2 separate regions of the Mus musculus genome follow, and region 2 is linked to region 1. Evidence: chromatin loops called from intact Hi-C (ENCODE). Cell type or tissue: left cerebral cortex. All regions are shown on one strand. Links, peaks and the distances in the headings refer to the core of each region. The heading gives the core; the rest is flanking DNA.

What was found. A loop is a pair of places that touch in the nucleus more often than their neighbours do. Peaks named below come from ENCODE experiments on the same cell type or tissue, not always from the same donor. Only the 100,000 strongest peaks of a DNase experiment are listed, where the experiment ranks them.
Region 2: it touches region 1 in a loop (2.0-fold over the local background); 2 of 42 quality-filtered maps call a loop at or near these places.

What each region holds. Positions count from the first base shown.
Region 1 is chr19:60,606,544-60,618,111 of GRCm38, forward strand. It overlaps Gm46652 (a long non-coding RNA gene), which reads left to right and starts at 4,687. Exons shown (of 2, transcript XR_003952898.1): 1 at 4,687-4,928. In left cerebral cortex, for the core only: CTCF peaks have their summits at 2,431 and 5,202 (motif pointing left); DNase peaks (open chromatin) are centred at 5,302, 7,644 and 9,234.
Region 2 is chr19:60,735,478-60,747,045 of GRCm38, forward strand. No RefSeq gene overlaps it. Among named protein-coding and RNA genes, the nearest start is that of Nanos1, 15 kb to the right of the region's middle. In left cerebral cortex, for the core only: a CTCF peak has its summit at 5,305 (motif pointing left); a DNase peak (open chromatin) is centred at 8,027.

The DNA of each region.
Region 1 (11,568 bases), core at 1,999-9,998:
CAAAGCTAGGCCCATTTCCCCAGGCTCAACTAGAAAGGGACCAAGGACAGGGAGAGGAGAGGGCTGGAACCCACCAGTTCTCAAGTGTGAACCTGTCAAGACTGGATTCTGTACTAAGGCTGGTGCCTGGTAAGCTCCTGGAACTACAGCCCCAGTGGATTGTCCCATCGAGTTTGGGAAATGGAAACAAATCAATCACTGGGTGCCATTTATATCCAAAAAATCAAGAAGAACACAGAGGGCCATGTACCTAGAGAAGGCACATCCATTCTCCTTCAACATGGACTCAGGTAATTCTTGCCATTTCCTACCAGCACACTCTCACACATCTTCGTGATGTGCCCTGGAAATAAATGGTACATCTAGCTTATATCTTCAAATAGTCCACAATTCTGTAAAAGGCATGATACAAATGTGCTGCAATGTGTTTGTCAACACACAAAAAGTCATGTGGGATGAGGAATGTCCAATTGAAGAAATGCTTCTATCAGATTGGCATATAGGCAAGTCCAAAGGGGCTTCTTGATTGTTGATTGGTTTGTGAGTGGCCAGCCTGCTGTGGGTGGTGTCACATCTGGGAAAGTGATTCTGGAAAGCGTGAGAAAGATAACTGGACATAAGCCATGGAATCAAGCAGAGTCCCTGTTAGTTCTTGCCTCTGCCCCTGCTTGAATCCTTTACCTGATTTTCCTCCATGATGAACTATGACCTGTAAGTTTCCTCCAGAGTTGCTCTTGGTCAGTGCTTTGTGACAACAACAGAAACCAAACAACCAAACTAGGACACAGATTTCTAGGAAATAAATACTCTGTGAGGAGGATTGCCGAGGGAGGACATGAATCTTAGCCTTGCCCATTATAGTTTCATGGTTTTATAGTCTCAACGTTCCCAGGAATGTCTCAAATATGGGACAAGTCTAATTTTTAAAAAAATTAACCATAGATATTGTTTGTAGGCAGCCTTCTGTTTTATACATGTGTATAAAATTAACTGTACAAAACTAGAACAAGAGACTTGTGCATTATAAATGGATGTTCATCCTTGGCAGCTCTGCACTGTTGGGCATATTGTACACTGGCAGCATCTGGTTATGGATTTAGCAGGGACTGAAACTCACCTGTGTATCTTGGTACAGAGTTATATTTACATAGAGGAGGGGGAAAAAGAACCCCTTTTCTAATTTGCACAAGACACCCTTCCACTGGTAGTAGTCCTGAATCTAAGAGATCAACTATTTCATATCCAGGGATAGAGATATAGCTCAGCTGAGAGAGTGTTTGGATAGCATGAATGAAGACTTAGGTTTGATCCCAACACTGCATAAATCAGAGATAGTAGAGCTTGCCACCTTAACTATCAGTACTTGGAAGGTAGAGATAGGATGATTGCAGGTTCAAGGTCATCTTCAGCTACCGAAGCTAGACTGAGATCACCCTTGGCTACATGAGCAACCTAAGATCTTTTTTTATTTTTGAGATTTTATTTATTTTATGCATATGAGTACACTGTAGCTGTCTTCAGACACACCAGAAGAGGGCGTTGAATCCTATTACAGATGGTTGTGAGCTACCATGTGGTTGCTGGGAATTGAGCTCAGAACCTCTGTAAGAGCAGTCAATGCTCTTAACCACTGAGCCATCTCTACAGCACAAGAGCCTATCTTTTTAAGAAGTGTTTTACAACTATTAAATTTTATAGACTGTTTTCTTTCATGTTTTCTTTTTTCCCTTTTCTTTTCTTTTCCTTTCTTTTCTTTTCTTTTCTTTTTTCTTTTTAACCATTAAGCCTCCAGTAGAACCATTTAGGACAAGGATCATCTATTTGAGCCCAAAGATTGGCAAATGAATTTCCTCCTGGAAGCAGGTATACTAAGCATGATATACTAAAGGTTTCTATTACTGTGATAAAATACTGTGACCAAAAGCAACTTAGAGAAAGAAGGGTTTATTTCAGTTTGTAGTCCACCATCCAGGGAAGTCAGGGCAGGAACCTGGAGACAGGAAGTGATGCAGAAACGAGGGTGGGGGGGATTGGAGAGGGGTTACTGCTTACTGGCTTGCTCACCATGCATGGCTTGCTCACCCTACTTTCTTATAGCACCCAGGACCAGCAGCCAATGAGTGTCACTGCCTACAGTGAGCTGGGCTCTCCCATATTAGTCTGCACGCAAGAAAATGCACCACAGCCCAGCTGAGGCATTTTCTCAATTGAGGTTCTTTCTTTCCAGAATGATTTCATGCATCAAGTTGACATAAAAGTAGCCAGCACACACGGAAATGTTGTTTGGCTTAGCTCTAATATTAGCACTTTCTCTTTCTCCCAGTTCCCACTTGTTTTTGATAAAGAAACATGGGGAAATTTCAATGACATTTTGAAGTAGGTGCACACATACTGCTGAACAGAGCTGTGCCTGCTGCTGGCAGGCAGCGCCACTTAGCGGTAGCTCAAGTTATAACTTCAGTAGCTGGCACATGACAGTCCAGGTTTGTGCTGGGAAGGCAGATTAGGTGCCTTTGCGCATAACATTAACAGAGAACAACTCTAACCCTCACGCAAACATAAGATGGTGTTACAGCATGCTGAGTGTCCCCTAAAGATCTGTATGGCAAGTGTTTGGGCCCCAGACTGTGGTACCATCAGTAGGTGGTAGAAACTTTATGAAATAAGACCCAATAGGAGGACTTTAGGATGTGTGCCTTGAAGGGGATAGGAAGTTACTATGGTGGTTGATAACACATATGTCAGATGTTCCATCTGGAACATGGCAGGTGCTCATAGCACAGAGAATAGGGTTTCAATGGTTTGTGGAGTGAAAAATTCCAAGTGAGATTTCCAGGGGCTCAACTTCCTGACTTTCAGATGGGGAGGGAGACAAGGTTCCAGTCAGGTTGCTGGCATGTAAGTACGTATCCTCTAGCCTTTCCCTGGCATCACAGCACACAAGTGGTTAGTTATAGACACTTTTTAAAGCCCCACAATCAGGTTGTCAGGCTTTTCACTCCCTCTGGGAGATGGAAGCACTAAGATGTCCTATGAAAGCTCTGTGCTGTTGGGGTTTGGGAGTAGGCAGGAATTATAATCTGTGCCTCTTCTCACCTACCATGGATCCCTGAAGTAATACTAGCACTGCCTGGGCCTGCTGACAGTCAGTGTCTTGACAGCATTGGTGATGCCAGCCCTGAGGCTGAGGACAGGTCCTGCTGCTCACAGCCTTGATGTATGACCAAGTCACTCTAAAAGGCTTAACGGTGCCTAGCCATGGCTCGGTCCAACAAGGCCAACAAGATTCTTACTTCAATTTCCATATCTGCTCCATTCATCACTCAACAGGCACTTGGCTTAGCTCCTGTTTGATTAGATGTTCCCAGAATCCTGTGTTCTTCTAGCGCCTCCTGGACTCCCAGCCCCACTGCAAATATGTCGACCCTGACAGTAGTCGTTTGAGTGACCTTGCTGAGACTATACCTGACATGCACTTGGCCCTCTCCCCATAGTCAGTTACCTGGTCTGACTATGACCTGACTCTCAACTTGAACTTGTTCCCTTTCTCTTCCTATAGTCCCTCAGAGTCTGGACATTGTGGTTCAATAGCTGGACAAAGTCTTGATCATCACTTACTAAGGTCAGAAAAGAGCTAAAGGGAGCAGAGAGGAGAAGAACCTTGTGTCCCCTAGGTAAAAATGCTGCTGTTACAGAATCAGAAGAGAGAGAGGAAAGGAGCTGGGGGGAGGATCAGATTCAGAACAAACACTAACGTGGCAAAAACAAAACAAAACAACAAAAAAACAAAAACAAAAAAAACCAAAAAACAAAAACAAAAAAAAACAAAAAAAAAAACCAGCATCTGTGGGCAAGATGAACCATAATTTGGTTTCTATTTCATATCATATTTGATAGCTCACAACTGTCTATAACTCCATCTTCCAGGGGGATACACCACCTCTGGCCTCTGTAGTCACACACATGCACATGTGCATAGCCACACAGAGACAGGCACATATACATATAATCAAAATATTTTAGATTTATTATTCTATGTATGTCCTGCCTGAATGTATGTATGTGCATGTTTGATGCCAATAGAGGTCAAAAGAGGGTGTTGGGTCCCTGGGAACTAGAGTTACAGATGGCTGTGAGTCACCATGTGGGTATTGGTAACTGAACTCTGAACATCTTCAAAAGAAGCACGCCCTGAACCATCTATCCAGTCCCTGAAATATATATATATATATATTAAAAAAAAACAGAGATCTTGTATAGATTTAACAGTCAAGCTCTGGGTAGTTGAAAAGTCTGACTACCAGATTCCAATAACCCCTAGTGACTTTGGGTACATTTCATTTCTCTAGAAATCATCTGGATTTCCTTATCTGAAAATCTTCCAGATTCAGGGAATCTCCCCACAAGCATCTCAGAAGTGACACAGAGGTCATTTCAAAGGTGAGGATTCAGTCTGGTCACCAGGAAGAAAAACACCTTTTCTAAGGCGCAGGGATGTTGAACCTCAGAACGTTACACATTCCTTCCAAAACAGTAGGCTGAGGGAAAAGCTATTTTCAGGCAGGACGTGACACATGGGCCAGTGCCCATGGAAGGTGAGGCAGACTGCTTAAACTGAAGTTAGAGGCTCAGCTTCTAGCTTTTCCTCTTCACTGGACTGGGTCACAGGCTAAACTGCGGGGTGGGATTCTGGAATGATCAGCTTGGTTCTGTGAATGGCTGTTTGCCATGGCAACAGGCATTGCAGAAATTCTGAGCCTGTTCTAATAGGAGCCTGCTCTAACAGACACCTGCTGCCCAGAGCTCTTTATCACGGGAGCAGGCTGCTTCTAGGATGCCTTCCTGGATCTTGGACTGGAGAAAAGCCCCCATGCTCTCTCCTCAGAGTCCACTTTTCCTCCAGAGTGCTTTCTTTTCTTCTGTCTTAGGTAAGCACACAGTGGATGTGGAAAAGCAAACTGGGCACACAATTTGTTCATAGCAACCTCGCAGGTTCCCCGGCCTTGGCTTCCACCAGTAGAAGGCAGCAAGCTGGAAAATGCTCTTTCCCCGCCCCAACCCCCTTGCTGAGCCTCCAAGCATTGCTGCTTCCCCTAGGAGGTTCACCCGGTCAATGCATCCTTATGTCCAATGCTCCAGCAGCTACAGTGGGTTGACAAGAATTGACAGGCTTTCCAGAGAGCAGTGGAGGCCGCGCCAGGTCTCCCCCTGGCGGCAGCCAGGATCCACCCAGGTTCTAGAACTTCTACCAGTACCTCTCTCCTCTCTTCCATGTTGCTGATAGGGACTACTACCACCAAACACCACGAGGCTCCCCAAATGTCACCTTCTCGAAGTGGCTATGATTCTCCACGCAAAGAATAAAAATAGTCCCAGCTGTCAGCCTGTTCTGGAGAGGATCTCCACTAAAGGGAACTCCCGACTCAGTGTTCCTTCCTGATAGCTCAAACTGTATTATGATCCTGCCCCCCTCTCACCCCAAGTTGGAACTTCCCCATTTTTAGTTGACTTGGCCTTTATAGTAAAATGCCATCAATGGGATGGAGAGAGGGAGGTGGCTATTAAGAACGGAAGAATATTTCCTGTAGTATGGAAGCTTACAGAGTTCAACCAAGCTCCTGGAGTGTTCCTTCTGATGAGGGACTTCTTGCCTGGTATTGACACTGCACCTACCGGTCCAGGGTCTCTCTTGGCTTCCTTTATGTAGGTGTTAAGGCTCTGTACCTATGACCAAATTACCTCTTCTTTCCTTGGGATGAGGATTTCAACACAGGAATTGAGGGGGGTGAGAGATACATTTATGTTCAGAGCTCACTGCATGCTCACAATTCAGTGTAGTGCTGTTCTTTTTCCTTTCCTCCTACACTCCTGCCACCACTGTTCAAATTAAGGCTGGATCCACCAAGCCAGGGGAAGCAAGAGGCAATAGAAAGGAAAAGAAGGCTGTCCATCGGCAACTAAGATTCAGAAACTTCAACATAATTGATAAAAACCCAAATGTCTTATAAAGACAGAGCTTGACTTCCTAGAGACAAGAAGGCTCAACAGGTAAAAGCATGTACCACCAAGCCTGACTTTGGCCCCTAGGACTCACATGGTAGAAGGAGAAAACAAACTCCTGCAAGTTGTCCTCTGAGCTCTACAGGCATGCTGTGGCGTGCACATACAAACAAATACAAGAACAACAAGAAATGATACTCAAGGCCAGAATATTTGGACATTGAGTTTGATTCCATCAGCACTCCTCTCTTATCTCTAAGTCTAAACAATATACCTCATTAAATCTCCTTATAGAACTACTGAGATGGCTCAGATAGTAAAGTAACTGCCTTGTAAATACCGAGTCTGATCCCCAAAATCATGCTTAAAAAAATGAAAAAAAAATTACAGGCATGGTGCATGCTTACAATTCTGGCCTTGGGGAAGCAGAGACAGGCAGATCCTTGGCCAGTCATCCTAGCCTACATGGCAAGGGTCAGGACAGTGAGAGGCCCTGTCTCAGAAACCAACATGGGGACTGAAAAAATGTTTCAGCAGTCAAAGAACTTACTGCTCTATCAGAAGATGGGAGTCCAGATCCCAGAACCCACTGTTTGGCTCACAAATGCCAACTTTAGTTCTAAGAGATGCAATAATTCCCTTTGACCTTCATGGGTACCTCTACACACATGTGCACATACACAGACATACATAAAACATGGACAATGCCTGAAAACAACACCCCAAGATATTCTCTGACTTCCACATACAGCACACATCAACACATGTACACCCAAACAGAAACAAGCTACACAATGCACACACACACACACATATTTACAAAAAAAAATTTATTGTAAGAGAAATAAGTAACCAGTTAGTATACTTTTACTTAATTTTTAAACTTGAATTTTAAACTTTGTTCTATCTTTGAACCTTGTTTTGAACTACATCCTTTGACCAACATAATTTTAAAAGCCACAAAAACACACACAGTCACCATAGACACTAAGGGTGACTCCTTCTCTTGAGAAGCCCATATTTATGTTCAATTTCACTGAGGCCACAGCAGTTCTTTGAATTTTCAAATCCTGCAAAGACACTCTAATGTCCCAAATTCCTTTCCAGTGTCCGAAGGGCTGGCAGTACCCACTGAAAGCCTTCTGCTTCACAAGACAGAGAGCTGGTCTGCAGATCTACCCCTTTAAAAGCCAGTGTGGTACAGATACTGAGGCTTGGAAACTCGCTGCAGAACAAGCCACTGGTTACCACTGTGGGCTCATGTACGTAAAACAACTTATCTAGTTTTACCAGGGTCTTTCCACCCCTTAAGATCTGAATAGCTACCTCAGACATCCTCAACAACCCTAGGCTTCCCCAGAGCTTACATTTCTGCTTCCCCAAGCTCTGGTTTGTGCCACCCAGATTGCTACAAGATCCATGGTTGTTTGTGTTCATGTGAGCCCTGTTTGACCACAGGACACAGACCCTAACCCATCCCAAGGTGGAGCCTGGTGACTAAGAAGCATGGTGGGCAGAAGGTGGTTGATCTCCTTTGTCAACTGAACTGGATTTGGAATCATCCAGGAGATAAAACCCTGAGACTCTGTCTAAAGGAGGAAGTGAGCTGAGCACCAGCAATCATCGCTCTGTATCCCACATATGGACTCATACCAAAACTGCCTTTTGCTCCTACCATCACAGCCTAGAGCTGTTCTCACCCCCACATCTTCCCTGCCATGACAGACTGTATCCTCAAAGTGGTAGGAAAAGCAACTCTTCCTGCCTTAGGTACCCACCGCAATGCCCATCTATGCAGTCACATGACACACACAAACGTCACCTAAGCATCTACCTAAAGTATGCTACCTACTCTTCCCCAGAGGGCACACACCCTGGAGTCAGCTTGGGTTCTTGACCCCAGGATTTTATTTTAGAGCTGCACACTGGATTCTGCCCTTGTCCTGCCCAACTCTTTTGTCTGATCTTGCTTTCTATTTCACAAGTAGAGTTGGGCTGTGAATGTCCAGGATCCTGGCTTTGCAAGCAGTCTGCTTGAATCCATTAGGGGACCAAGAGGACATCAATCACAACCCTCACAAAGCTAGGTCAAATGTTTGATGTGAACAGCATTGCCTGGGGTATAGGGGTTCCAGATGGTTTGTAGACAGGTCCTGGAGTTGGGATCTCCCCAGCCCTTATTCCAGCCTAAAGATAGCTCTGTTTGGGTATCCACTGGTGAGATGATCACAGAACAGCTGTTCTTCCCAGAACTCTTAGCAAGCACCTCATCTTTGCTAGTTCTCTACAATATAAAAGCAAATGGCCGCTGGGCAGTGGTGGCACACATCTTTAATCCCAGCACTTGGGAGGCAGAGGCAGGTGGATTTCTGAGTTCAAGGCCAGCCTGGTCTACAAAGTGAGTTCCAGGACAGCCAGGGCTACACAGAGAAACTCTGTTTCGAAAAAACCAAAAACAAAAAACCAAAACCAAAAAACCAAGAACAAGAAACAAAAAACAAACTGGGAACAGTAGCCCATATCTGTAATCCCAGCACTCAAGAGTAAAAGCAGGGGATCCGAAGTTCAAGGCTATCCTCAGCTACATAGTAAACTCGAGGACAGCCTTGGTTATGTTCTTCTTAGTCTCCAGGTTCAGAACTGGGATGGGTAATGGGATATATCACATGAGCACAAGGATACATGGACCCTACTGCAGTCAACAGGAAATCAGGGGCAGCACAAATCAGAGCCTAGGGCTGCAGAAATATAAGCTTTGGAATGAAGTCAGAGATACTATTCCCTGAATCTTAAGGGGGCAGGAAGACCCTGGTGAAACTAGACAAGTGATATTAGCCACTTGAGCCCACTCTGGTGGCTTGTTTTAAAATAGTAAAAATAAGTAATAAAAAAAAATAGAAGTTTAATAGCTAGTTGGCTCACACCTGGAGACTCGCCATGCCATGGTCAGGGCACCTTGTGGTTTACTTGGGCTCTCTTTTCTCCACTGCCCCGTTGCCCACACCTTCCTGGGAGCATTTTCACCCTCTGTTAGGTACCATCTGGCGATGGTATTGGGAGGCTGGAGAACAGCCAGGAGCTGGCACAAACTGAGAGTGAAGATTACGGGTCTACATGCTGGACGTGGCTCAAGGGACCTTGGCTCTCTCCTGATTTGATGGCTGGAGAGGGCTCCAGCTGCATGAAGAGTGGCTTCCCAGAGCTGACAGATGGGCAGCCCTGGGAAAAGCCACATGGCAGGGCTTGTTGTTAAATGCAGCTCATTAGATTTTATCCACAAGATGCTGCAAACTTGGCAGGGACACACCTGTCCCTCCCAGGAGCAACCCACAGTGGACTTCAGTGGGAGAGACTAGAATGGTCATACACCTCTCCCATACCTCAGCACCCCTCTTTCTTTTGGGGTGATTCAGAAAAAGCCTGAAGAGCATGTAGACTATGGCACTAAGCCAAGGAACTTCATTTTCAAGCCTCCCCAGGGAAAGTGGAGCAGCCAAGGCAAAAGCAAGGCCAGGTCTCTCTACTGGCAGAGGCTAGACTCAGAAAACAAGCACACCAGGGACCAAATAGCAATCACTTTAAGCATTGTAAACCAAGACCCAACATGTGAATATAATGTCAAGATTTGAAATATTGAAAAATGAAGCCATACAAACAGCAGGCCATAGTTTGCCAAGACCTAGAGTTTTCCTGGGTCAGAATGCCATCAGAAGAGCACCCGTGGCTCTCCTCTGAAACAGTGCTCTTTCATGTGGGCACTATGAAGTTTTCTGGGGAGAGCTGAGCTTTCAAGACCTGTGCATGCCAAACTCTGTCACAAAACTTGCATTACTTCTTGTCACTGTGACCAAATACCTGGCCAGACAGGCAGCAGGGTTTATTCTGAATCTCTGGAGGATCCAGATCTTTGAGAGGAGACTGGAGAGAGGAATCTGGATCATGGTAGAGAAACACATCAGTGGGACCAGCACCCCCTAGTCTGTGTGCAGAAATGACTTCAAAGGGTACTGCATAGAAACCTCCAGCTGTGCTCAGTCTTGCTGTTGCACCAACAGTTGTTACCTGTTTCTAGATATTCTGATCAGTGCTAGGCCTGCACGCCTATCTTAGGATGAGTCCATAGTCTAGCAGGAATTATTACCTCTAGGCACTAAGCCAGTGGAGGTATAGCCACTTAAGCCATTCTGGGACTCTTGCCTACTAACTGTTCTTACTTACCCTTCCTATTCTTGGAAAAAGAGCAGAAAGAGGCTTGAGTGTGACACCAAGTAAGCTGGCCAGAAATCTTGCCAGGGACCTGTGGAGCTTTTGTCCATTATCAATAGGGTAGGGAGCATGGTGCTGGAGAAGTAGTTGAGAGATACATCCTGATCTGAAAGGAGGGAGGGAGAAAAGGAGAGGGGGGGGAGAGGGAGAGGGAGAGGGAGGGGGGAGGAGGGGAAGGGGGAGGGGAGGGGGAGAGGGAGAGGGAGAGAGAGAGAGAGGGGGAGAGAGAGAGAGAGAATGAGAGAGAGAGAGAGAGAGAGAGAGAGAGAGAGAGAGAGAGAGAGAGAGAGAGAGAGAGAGAGAGAGGGAGAAAGACTGGACTGGATCTGGCATGGGCTTTTGAAACCTCAAAGCTAACCACCCCCAGTGACACACTTCCTCCAACAAGGCCACACCTACTCCAACAAGAGCACACCTCCTAATCTTTTTAAAATAGTGCCACTCCCTCGTGACTAAGCATTCAATTATATGAGCCTAGAGGGGAGGGATATTAGTCAAATCACAATTGTTCTCTGCTTTCCAGTTGCAAATGTGCTGTGAACAGTTATATCAGCTGCTGTTATCAACTGGACTATGCCTCACAATAGGCCTTTTCTCCTTTAGGTTGCTCTTTTCAGAATATGTCATCACAGCCTCAGAAAAAGTAACTAAAACAGACACAGTGTTAGGAAGAGGTGTAGAGTGGGGGAAACCTATGGCCTTTCTTTCACAAGGTATCTTTACATTCCTTCCATCCCTAACTGGGAGTTGACACCACTTTTGCCTGGGAAAAGGTCTTACCATCAACCTCTTAGGTGAAATGAATGATTAAGTCTAGGTTCTTCTGGAGAACTATGTATTATCAGCTGAGACTCCAATGATATGCCTGAGGAAAGTCTCAAAACTAGACCACATAAGTTTGCTCTATGAAAGGATCTCCTCCAATCCATGAGCATGGGAGATCTTTCCATCTTCTGAGATCTTCTTTAATTTCTTTCTTCAGAGATTTGAAGTTTTTATCATACAGATCTTTCACCTCCTTAGTTAGAGTCACGCCAAGATATTTTATATTATTTGTGACTATTGAGAAGGGTGTTGTTTCCCTAATTTCTTTCTCAGCCTGTTTATTCTTTGTATAGAGAAAGGCCATTGACTTGTTTGAGTTTATTTTATATCCAGCTACTTCACCGAAGCTGTTTATCAGGTTTAGGAGTTCTCTGGTAGAATTTTTAGGGTCACTTATATATACTATCATATCATCTGCAAAAAGTGATATTTTGACTTCCTCTTTTCCAATTTGTATCCCCTTGATCTCCTTTTGTT
Region 2 (11,568 bases), core at 1,716-9,715, 130 kb after region 1:
ATACAGAAAATGAGTGGCAAATTACATACATTTAAAAAAAAAAAGTCCCTACATGGCTTTAAAACATTGCTTCATTTTTTAAATTATTTTTATTTTTTAAATGGGCTTACAAAGCAACAGGTTTCCTTATTACATTTAAAAATACTTTTCACAGTTAATTCTCTCCTCTACTTCTTTCCCTAATTTCCATGCCACATATTTTCTTCTGTGCACTCTTTTGCCTCCAGTTTCTTCACTTTGATAGCAGACATGCCCTCATTGTCTTCTCTGTCCCTTCCCTTAAAGCCTCTTTGTTTCATCTCTCACTCGCCCCGTCTCAGTTTTGTGACCTTAGCCACATTTACTCCTTCCTAGATAGTCATATTTAACAAGTAGAAACTAGGATCCCACATATGAAAGAGAATATTCAGGTTTTTGTCCCAGTTTCAGCCATTTGCCTGCACATTTCATGAATTCACTTTTCTTTACTGCTAAATAAAGTTCCATGTGTATATGTATATTTTCACTATCCATTAATCTCTTGATGGACATATACACTGATTCCATTTACTACTTATGGGGGGGGGGGAAGCAGCCATAAACATGGTGTGCAAGTGTCTCTGGGAGGATGCACTGTCCTGTGGGTATAGGGTTCCTCTTCCCCTACACCCTCACCAATGTTTATGGTCATCTGTTTTCCTGATGTTTGTCATTCTGAGATGAAATCTCAAAGTCGTTTTAATTCGCATGACTCTGACAGCCAGGTCATGCTTTTGTTGCCATTGGGATCTCTCTTAAGAACTGTCTGTTTTGAATACCCAAGATACAATTTGCAAAACACAAGAAAATCAAGAAGGAAGACCAAAGTGTGGATACTTCATTCCTCCTTAGAATAGAGAACAAAACACCCATGGAAGGAGTTACAGAGACAAAGTTTGGAGCTAAGACAAAAGGATGGACCATCCAGAGACTACCCCACCCGGGGATCCATCCCATAATCAGCCACCAAACCCAGACACTATTGCACATGCCAGCAAGATTTTGCAAAAAGGACCCTGATATAGCTGTTTCGTGTGAGGCTATGCCAGTGCCTGGCAAATACAGAAGTGGATGCTCATAGTCATCTATAGAATGGAACACAGGGCCCCCAATGGAGGAGCTAGAGAAAGTACCCAAGGAGCTGAAGGGGTCTGCAACCCTATAGGTGGAACAACAATATGAACTAACCAGTACCCCCAGAGCTCGTGTCTCTAGCTGCATATGTAGCAGAAGATGGCCTAGTTGGCCATCATTGAGAAGAGAGACCCCTTGGTCTTGCAAACTTTATATGCCCCAGTACAGGGGAATGCCAGGGCCAAGAAGTGGGAGTGGGTGGGTAGGGGAGCAGGGAGGGGGGGAGATATAGGGAACTTTTGGGATAGCATTTGAAATGTAAATAAAGAAAATATCTAATAAAATAATAAAAATAAAAATAAATAAAGTTTAAAAAAAGAAGAAGAACTGTCTGTTTTGTGCATTGATCCACTTCTTGGTCAGGGTGTTTGGTTTGTCTGCTTTGCTGTTTCATTTTTGCCATTCCTGATACAGTCTAGATAGTAACTTCTTGTCTAAAGTACACCTGGCAAAGATTTTTCTCCCTTCCTGGAACCTGACTGTTCATTCTTTTGATAGTTTTATTTGATATGAAGCTTTTTCATTTCATGTAATCCTATTTGCCAGTTCTTGAAGCTGTTTCTTGTGCTGTTAGGGTTCTATTTAGAAGTTCTTGTCTATACCTATGTCCTAAAGTATTTACCCTGTGTTTTACTTTAACAGCTTTAGTATTTCCTACTTTTTATATTAAGCTGTTTCATCAGTTTGAATTGATTTTTATGTGGAATGAGAGGTGGGGAATCTAACTTTATTCTTCTGCTGAGATATATTCAGTTTTTCCAGCATCATTTACTTAAAATGTCCTTTTTCCAGTGCATAATTTTTACATTTGTTAAAATTCAACTATTCATACCTATGTGGGTTTATCTCTGGGTTCTGGGTCTTCTATAATACTCTGTCGGTCTGCATGTCTTGACCAAGCCAGTTCAGTCAACAAGGTCTCATGGGATAGAGTGAGGATTGGAAAGAAAAAGACAATTAGACAACATTATAACATGACCTCAGCCAGTTCTGAAGCTGAAGCAGGTTTATTTCTCTCCAGTCTGCCTTTATATCATTCTAAGTATATACAAAGAATGTGATCAGTTCTAAAGCATACACAGTGTACTTAAGGAACAAACAAAGCATAAACAAAGGTCTCATGATTACTGTATTCAGGGTTCTGACAAGACCCATCAAGATACAAAGAACAAAAAAGCCGGGCGTGGTGGTGCACGCCTTTAATCCCAGCACTTGGGAAGCAGAGGCAGAGGCAGGTGGATCTCTGAGTTCCAGGCCAGCCTGGTCTACAAAGTGAATTCCAGGACAGCCAGGGCTATACAGAGAAACCCTGTCTCAAAAAAACAAACAAAAAACAAAAACAACAACAACAACAAAAGATACAAAGAACACAATCCTCAGTTGTATTCATCTTGAGCTTACCTCCTAGTCCTAGCTCAATGTCAAATTCCTGCCTGAGCTTGCTTCTGTGTCCTAGCCCAATGGCATACTCTTGCCAAATGTCTAGAATCAGCCCCAAGAGCTCTCCACAAGGTCTGCTTTTGTGCCAATAAGGTAGTATCTTTGTCACGATAGCCTTGTGGTATAGTTTGAAGTTGGATAATTTAATGCCTCTGTGATGTGAGTTTTGTTGTTGTTAGACTTGCTTTGGCTATTCATGGTCTTTTGTATCTTCACACAAATTTTATGATTGTTTTCTCTATCTAGTTCTGTGAGAAATGTCATTGCAATTTTGATGGAAATTTCATTAAGTGTGTAGATTGCTTTTGGTTGTATAGCATCTTTACAATATTAATTCTCAAGGCCTAACAGATATACATTCCACTCAGCAAGAACAAACACTCATGTTCTTCTCAAGTGTGCTTGGGGTATTTGCCAGGATAGAACATATTAGGGTACAAATTAAATTTCAATAGAATTTTTAAAAAATATATATAGCTATTGTAAAACAGTGATATTTAAATTAATAATACAAATAAAGTAAGAAATTCTCCCTATTTGTAGAAATTAAGCAACTTTTTGTTTTAATCCTGAGGATAGACCTAGGCCCTCAAGAATACCAGACAAAAAATTGGAGAAAAAATGGAGAAAAAACGGGGGTTGGAGAGATGGCTCAGCAGTTAAGAGCACTGACTGCTCTTCCAGAAGTCCTGAGTTCAGTTCCCAGCAACCACATGGTGACTCACAACAATCTGTAATGGGATCCAATGCCCTCTTCTGGTGTCTCTGAGGACAGCTACTGTGTACTCATCACATATATAAAATAAATAAATAAAATCTTTTTTTTTAAAGATGGAGAAAATATAAAGAGGAAATAAGAAAAGAGAGAGAGAGAGAAAGATCTAACCAATGACCTAACTTCATAAACTCAAGGAATAGAAAAGAAGAGCAAACCTAATACTAACAGAAGGAAGAAAATAATGATTAAGGCAGAGAAAAATAGGTCAGAAAATTTTTAAATAGGAAAAAATCAATGAAAATAAAGGTCATTCTTTGAAAAGATCAATAAAATTGATAAACTTAAAGTAGGCAGGCCACAAAAAAAAAATGGAGGAAAGGGCATCTTTAAGAAGAGAAAAGCCTCTTGATGGAGGTCTTATCCATGATTTCATGGATGGAACAGAAGCACATGAAACAACAAACCGGAAAACTGACTTTTGTGAAAATTAAAAATGTCTGTGCATGGGCTTATGCAAAGGCTCAGTGAGTAAAAACATTTGCTACACAGCATAAGGACCTGAGTTCAGATCCCCTGAACCCAGGTAAAACAACTAGTCATAGCTGCACACACCTGTAACCCTAGCACAGAGGGTGGGTGAAAACAGAGAGACAGGATGATGACTATGCTTGCTGGTTGGCTGAGCTTGCTGGCCAACAAGACTGGAAAAACAGCAAGCTCCAGGTTCAGTAAGAGACCCTGTCTTGGGGACAGGTGAGGAGCTAGAGGGAAAGGAATGGGGACGAGATCAAACATATTATACACATGCATGAAATTATCAAACAATCCTAAGGAAAATAAATAAAGGCCCTGAATAATATAGAGTGATAGAGGAAGATACCCAATATCCTCCTTTAGCTTCCACATGGGTACATCCTGTGGGTACATACCCATGCACACACATGCACACACACACAATGTCTGTGCATCAAGCGACGCTATCAACAGAGCAAAAAGTCAACATATGTGATGGAGAAAAAGTATTTACCAGCCATATATCTGATAACAGAGTTTTATACAGATTGTCCAGGAAATCCATAAATTCAACAAAACCTTGGTTCAAAATGAACAAAGGAGTTGAATAGGCATTTCTTCCACAAAGACTAAACAAGCTTCCATAGTGGCCCATGTCCACACCAGCCACCAGGGTCACCTGCTAGAGGATTGTTAGTATATATACAATGAGGGGGAGGACTCTGGGACGTTTACCTATAACCCCGGCACTTCACTGCATGACATTTTTGCCTTTTGCTATTCTTCTTTGTACCCTTTCACTATAATAAATCTCAGCCATGAATGTGACTCTATGTTGAGTCCTCTGAGTCTGTATAGTAAATTATCAAATCTGAAACACTGTTTGACAACCAACACACCCACTCCACAACACATATCAAACAGCCCCCTCCACACTCCTCTAATTCTAAGAATGTTCTTCTCACAATATGGACCCAGAGCTTTATCCCTGTGCCAATTCCAGGTTACAACCAAAGGAGCCTCCTGAAAAGCTTTCTAAGCATTCAGGCTCTCTCTAGGCTCACCCACACTTTGGATTTAGTGAGGCAGGGGGCCAGGCCAGGTTATAAAATTGTTAATTAATGCCTTTGAGGGCTTTGGTGCTTAGTCAGGCTTGAGGGCATCAAGCTAAAACAAGACCTCTCACATCTAGAATGTGGGATGCTGCAGATTGACACCAGTTTCAACAATGACTTGAAGAGCTCTTGGGCATGAGTCCTTCTCCTCAGGACTCTGTGTCCTTCCACCACCAATGAAAGGACATGGTCCACATTCAAGGTTCTTATTGTTCTCATAGATATGGGTCGCTTCAAGGGCTGGTGAAATGACTCAGGGGTTAAGAGCACTGGCTGCTTTTCCAGAGGTCCTGAGTTCAATTACCAGCAACCACATGGAAGCTTACAACCATCTATAAGGAGATCTGTTGCCCTCTTCTGGCATGTGGGTGTACATGCAGCAGAGGACTCATTAAATAAATTTTTAAATTTTTAAAAAGAATCTGATGAAAGCAATGCATACTCTGCCTAGAGAAAACACACATGCACAGTTTTGCCTACAACCTAGGTGCCTTCTCTATCCCCACATGCAGAGCCTGTGGTTGATTCAGCAATAAGGTCCTCCAACTCTCACACTGTACAACTCTATCAACAGCCCAATGGGCCATGAGATGAACTCTGCCACTTCAAATCCTCCACCTCATGAGTCTTGTTGTTTGCACCAGTCTCTTAATATCTGTAAAATTAAAAACACCAAGACTAATTTTCTCTCTGCAGCACTACAGACAGAGATAGAGGATTGCATCAAGTACAGTTATTAAATTTCCATATTTAGATATGCAAAACCAGGCTCTTCTCCGGTCCTGGAATTCATTCAGTTCCCAATAATTAGATCAGCAGATGTGGCCATAATTCTCCACATTTCACTCAGGTGGGCTTGAGGCTAAGTGAGGTCCTGGGTAAGTGGAGGCTAAGACCCTGATGGATTGTTGGGTAGAGTTTAAGGCCCTCTTTCAGGTGCTGTCCTAAATCATCCACAGGTGTAGGCCACCCACAAATGCATGCAAAAAGATATCAGACTAGATGAGATGTTACGTCCCCTATGATGCTCTTCCTGGCATCCAAGGCACACTGAACTCTTTGATCTCCAACAGCATTAATTGTCTGGCTATTACAATGGTTTTGGGTGGAATATTTGTCTGCCTCCCCAGAGAATGAGTAACCCAAGATCCAAGTCATATGCCCATCCCCATCAGATTCCCAATAACCACACAGTGAAGGGGAGATCAGTGTCAGTTGCTGCCTGCTCTTCTCTAATATCCCAGCTCCTCTCAGTTCCAGAAGCTATGGCCAACTCTGGTCAATTGGTATTCCAGTCCTCAGCCTCATCAGAATGGCTGATGGCTGGAACTTAAGCCAGTCCTGGGATTATTTTTGCTGAGGCTGTCAGAAAAGAGGAATTTCTTTCCCACAGGGGTAATGAAGCTGATTGGTGGGCATCTGGAAGTTCAGGTGACTGTCACTGATGAGGGGAGGGATGGGGCATGAGCCCAGAGGAAGGTCAACTTAAGGGACAGCAAAGCTGAGAGATGGAGAGAGGCAAGGTCCTAATGGTCTTAGAGACTCTGGAATCACCCATGCCTGCAGCCAGTGCCACACATTCTGGTTTCATCAATCAATTTCTTTGTAGCCTCAAGTGGCTTTCTGTCATCTAGCCATGAGTCCTGGATAAGCCTCCCAGATTCCCTCAGATTTATTCTTCCTTGCCATAATGAATACACTTTGGGCATGAGGACAGTGGCGGCTTTGCTTGGGGTTACAAAGCAGCTTCAGAAGGGGATGAAACTTAGGTTACTGGACTTTTCTCCCCTGCCTGGAATTCAGCGCTAGAAGAGACTCAAACCACTAGAGAATGAGATGCTCACTCAGCAACGACACCCCCCACCCCCCATGGCAGGATCTGGGCCACAGAGGCACAAAGGGAGCCCTTCCAAAACAGTCAATGCATAGACTGCTTCAACTCAAAGGAAATTTTCTGTCCTGAATGATATTCAGAGTCAATGGGGAAACTAAAGGGAAAGCTAAAGGTAATCAGCTCAAGGTGTCATCTCCACCTTGTCCATTTTCTCTACCCTATGGCTGCTGCTGTTGGAATCAGCCTCAAGTTGTAACACTTAATTTAAGTGCCTCTGAGTGGGTTACCTTATTCCATGTTCACAGTGCACCTGATACCCTAGGATCCTCACCCCAGCCTGGAAGGGGTGATTTACCTCAGGAATGGCAAGGCTATTATTGCTGTGATGAAACATCATGGCCAAAAGCAACTTGGAAAGGAAACGGTTTATTTGGCTTACACTCCCACATCCATAGCCCATCACTGAAGGAAGGCAGGACAGAAACTCAAACAGAGTGAGAGAACCTAGAGACAGGAGCTGATGCAGAGGCTATGGGGGGGTCCTGCTTACTGGCAGCTTGCTACCATGGCTTGCTTATCCTACTCTCTTATAGAACTTGGGACTTCCAGTCCAGAGGTGGCACCACCCACAATGGCCTGGGCCCTCCCCACATTGATTATTAAATTAAGAAAATGCCCTATAGGCTTGCCTATAGCCCAATATTATGGAGGCACTTTCTTAAGTGGGGTTTACTCCCCTCAGATGACACTGGCCTATATAAAGTTAAGATAAAATTAGCCATCACAGTAGCCATAACTGTGGGATCTAGGACCCGTGTTTAGGGTACTGAATGCTGTTGAGTAATCTTGGGAACAATCTCCTTCAATTTGGAGCTAAATTTTCACAAAATATTAGTTTGTAATTTTACTGTACTGATGCTTGTAAATCTATCTAGTCTGTACATGTCAGTTCTTTATTACTAAATACGTATAGTAGCTACTTTTGTGTTGCTGTGACCAAACTATTTGATATAATCAATTTAAGACAGGAAAGGCTTATTAGGAGTCACCATTTCCACTCATCACAGTGGAGATAACACGATGAAGCAGCTCACTCCACAGCAGCAGGACCATGTGGCTGAGGCCCCTCAAAGCATGGTGGACCAGGAAACAGACAACAACAAGAACCAGATCTGGACCATAATTTCCAAAGGCTCAGCCCCACTGATCTACTTCCACCAGCCGAGCTTTGCTTTGTCACAGCCCTAAGAATAGTCACCATCTGGGGACAACACATTCAAAATACAAGCCTACAGAAGATGTTTACTGGCTTGCTACATCCAAACTGTGGCATTGGGCTAGTAAGTGATCCATTTTTATAAAAATCCATGTACAGTCGAAAAATATTCAGTTAGCAGCACTTGGGAAAGCAGGCCCTGCACCTCTCCTGAGCAGCACAGTAGTCGAAGGGACATAGGTGAACCAGCCCTAAGGACGAGAGTGAGGGAGAACTGGCCCCACCACTCATGAGGTGGCATGGGTGTGGGGGTGATGACCCCACCACCACCACCACCTGCAGCAGTTGGGAGAGCTGGTCCTGGGGTCATGAGAGTAGATGATTTGGCCCTGTCCCTTACTAGATACAACACTCGAGCAGAGTGAGCCAGCCTCAAAGATGTGAGAGCCAGAGAGCTGACCCAGCCCCTCAAAGGCTGTAGCATTTGGGAGAATGAGATCTGTACCTTGACTGGGAAGCACAATGAAGCTGAATCTGGAAGTGTGGGTGCAGGTGAGCTGGCCCTGAGGGTGTGAGACAAGAACTGACTCTGCTTCCTTCCTACTGGTGACAGCATCGGGTGGCCTAGCCAGAGTAGTGCTGGAGAGGGGTTGGACCAGCTTTGCTATCAGCCAGGCCCAGATACGGTGCTCTGAGATGGCTCACCCCAAAATGGATATTATCTGCTTGGTATGTAAAAGCCAGTCCTGCTATTGCAAAGTTGCAGGATCTCCATGGCATGGGGCAATAACAGGATACCTGGGAGGAGTCCAGATGAAGATCCAGTATTGATGGTGTCAAAAGCCAGAGATCTCGAACCAGACCAATGACTCATTACAGTGAACATTTGCAAGTGAGAATGTATAGACATAGGGATATACTGTGGGAAACACTGTGACATACTACAGATCCCATAATGAGATGTTTTCTATGTTTTTTGTTGGTGTGTGTGTGTGTGTGTGTGTGTGTGTGTGTGTGTTTTATTTTGGGAGGGAGATTGCCAGAGTGAGAGGCAGATGTGAGGGGACAGGGAGAAAAGCGGGACTGGGTGCAGAATGTGAAGCTCACAAGAAATCAATAAAAAGCTTTCAAAAATGCAGTTCAATGACAAGTGGCATAGGGCTTCTCCATATACCACTTAATTGAGCTTTTACCCTCCAAGCAATCTTGCTGGCCCTCTTTTCTGTATATTTTATAAAAAGCTTTATATCCTTGATGTCTTGGAGCAAATGTTTGTTTGGTTTTTTCTATGAATTCCAAGCCAGCCTGCTCTACATTGTGAGATGCTGTCTTAAATAAATAAAATACTTACCCTTGTGGTACTTGGATCTCATGGGTCACCACTGGGGAGGGAATGGCACAAGATGGGCAGAATCAGAAGAAAAATAATAATGTCATCTGTATTTTTAATTTTTTAATAACACGAAGGGAACCTAGTATTTGAATAGTTTAAAGAGTTTTTTTTTTTTTTTAGAGTTTTCATTAAAAAGTAGCTTTGGGGTTGGAGAGATGATTCAACAATTAAGAGCACATATTGTTCTAACAAAGGACCCAACTCTGGTTCTCAGTTCCCACACCAGGTGGTTTACAACTCAGTTCCGGTTCCTGCGTATCGGATGCTTCTGGTCTCCATGGGCATCTTCATACATATAAGCATGCAAACACACTTAAAAACAAATCTTTAAAAAGGAAAAACAGTATCTTTGTCTTTGAGGTATTGACTCTTCTACCAAACCATTTTTTGTTGTTGTTGTTGTTTTCAATAGTTTTAAATACATATGTGCTAAGAGCTAGAAGGAGCTTGAATGTTTCCACTGTACAGAAATGATAGATGCTTGGGAGAATGGGCAGGTTTTATATACCCCTAATTTATATACTGTGTACATATGATATAAGCATTATACCCCCATAAACATGCATGATCTTTATGTTTTATGTATCAATACAAAAGACCAAATTTAATTATTTTTAAGATTTATTTATTTATTTATTTAAGTACACTGTAGCTGTTTTCAGAAACACCAGAAGAGGACATCCAATCTTATTACAGATGGTTGTGAGCCACCGTGTGGTTGCTGGGATTTGAACACAGGACCTTGGAAGAGCAGTCAGTGCTCTTAACCACTGAGCCATCTCTCCAGTCCCCCAAATTTAATTCTTAAAAAAAAAAAATACGGTCAGACACCATGGAGGGAACCTTACTACATTCTATCACCAGATCTTCACAACTATACCCAAAGGTAAGAATTTCAGCTGTTTTAGAGAGCAGTACTCATCCAGGGGTGACTTCCCCTCCAAGGGACAAGTGGCAATGGCCGAAAGAAAGCTTCCACTCCTGATAAACAGCTGAGGGATGCTGTCAGAGTTCTACAATGTGGAGGACAGTTGTACTAAAAGACAACCAAGGACTGACCACCTTCAACACCCAAGTGCTGAGGTATTAAAAAGCTTATTACAGATGAAGAAACTACCTGCCAAGGTCCCCTAGACAGTATAGGAGGCAAAAGAATGGCCATCCAACCTGTAATTATATCGTCTTCCATGGCAAAGGGAAAGAAGTCTAGTTGGAAATGAAGTTCAGGTTCCTAATCCTTTGGCCCTAAAGTAGAGAGATGAGCCTGGATCAGGCAGGAAGCCAGACTGATCGCTAGGTTCCTTGTGAATAAGAAGGGTAAGAGGTTCTGTATCACATTATTACTAAGAATGGCCAAGACTCATTGCTGACTTCCATGGTGAGAGAATGTGTTGACCCCAAAACCTAGCTCAGGACCATTGCACTAGAAGAGGAGGAAATCTAGTCAGCTCAGGGAAAATCACTGGTAATATGTTAGGACTGTACCTGTGATGACTGAATAAAAATGTTCCCTCTAGGCTCATAGGGAGTGGCACTATTCCCTTGATGTGGCCTTATTGGAGGAAGTGTGTCACTGGGGGTATGCTTTGAAGTTTCAGATACCCAAGCCAGGTCATCTCTCTCTCTCTCTCTCTCTCTCTCTCTCTCTCTCTCTCTCTCTCTCTCTCTCTCTCTCTCTCTCTCTCTCTCTCTTCTTGATGCCTGTCAATCCAAACGTAGAATTCTCAGCTACCTTTCCAGCATCATGTCTGCCTGCATGCCACCATGCTTCTCACCATGGCAATAATGGACTAAATCTCTGAACTATACACTAGCCCTGATGCTTACCTTAATACGAGTTGCTATGGTCATGGTGTCTCTTCACAGCAATAAAACTCTAACTAAGACACCCAGGAGTTTGGTTTTGTTTTTATTGTGGTGTGTGTGTGTGTGTGTGTTTTAATGTGGGCTCTGAGGATGAAACCCAGGTCCTTGTATTCTCAAGGCAAACACTCTACTGTTCTACTGACTGAATTATTTCCTCAAACCACCCCTTTATTCTTCTCTAGAGTTATACCATATGTGTTTGTCATCCTTTTTTTCTAATTTATTTATTTATATGAGTACACTGTAGCTGTCTTCAGACACACCAGAAGAATGCATCGGGTCCCATTACAGATGGTTGTGAGCCACCATGTGGTTGCTGGA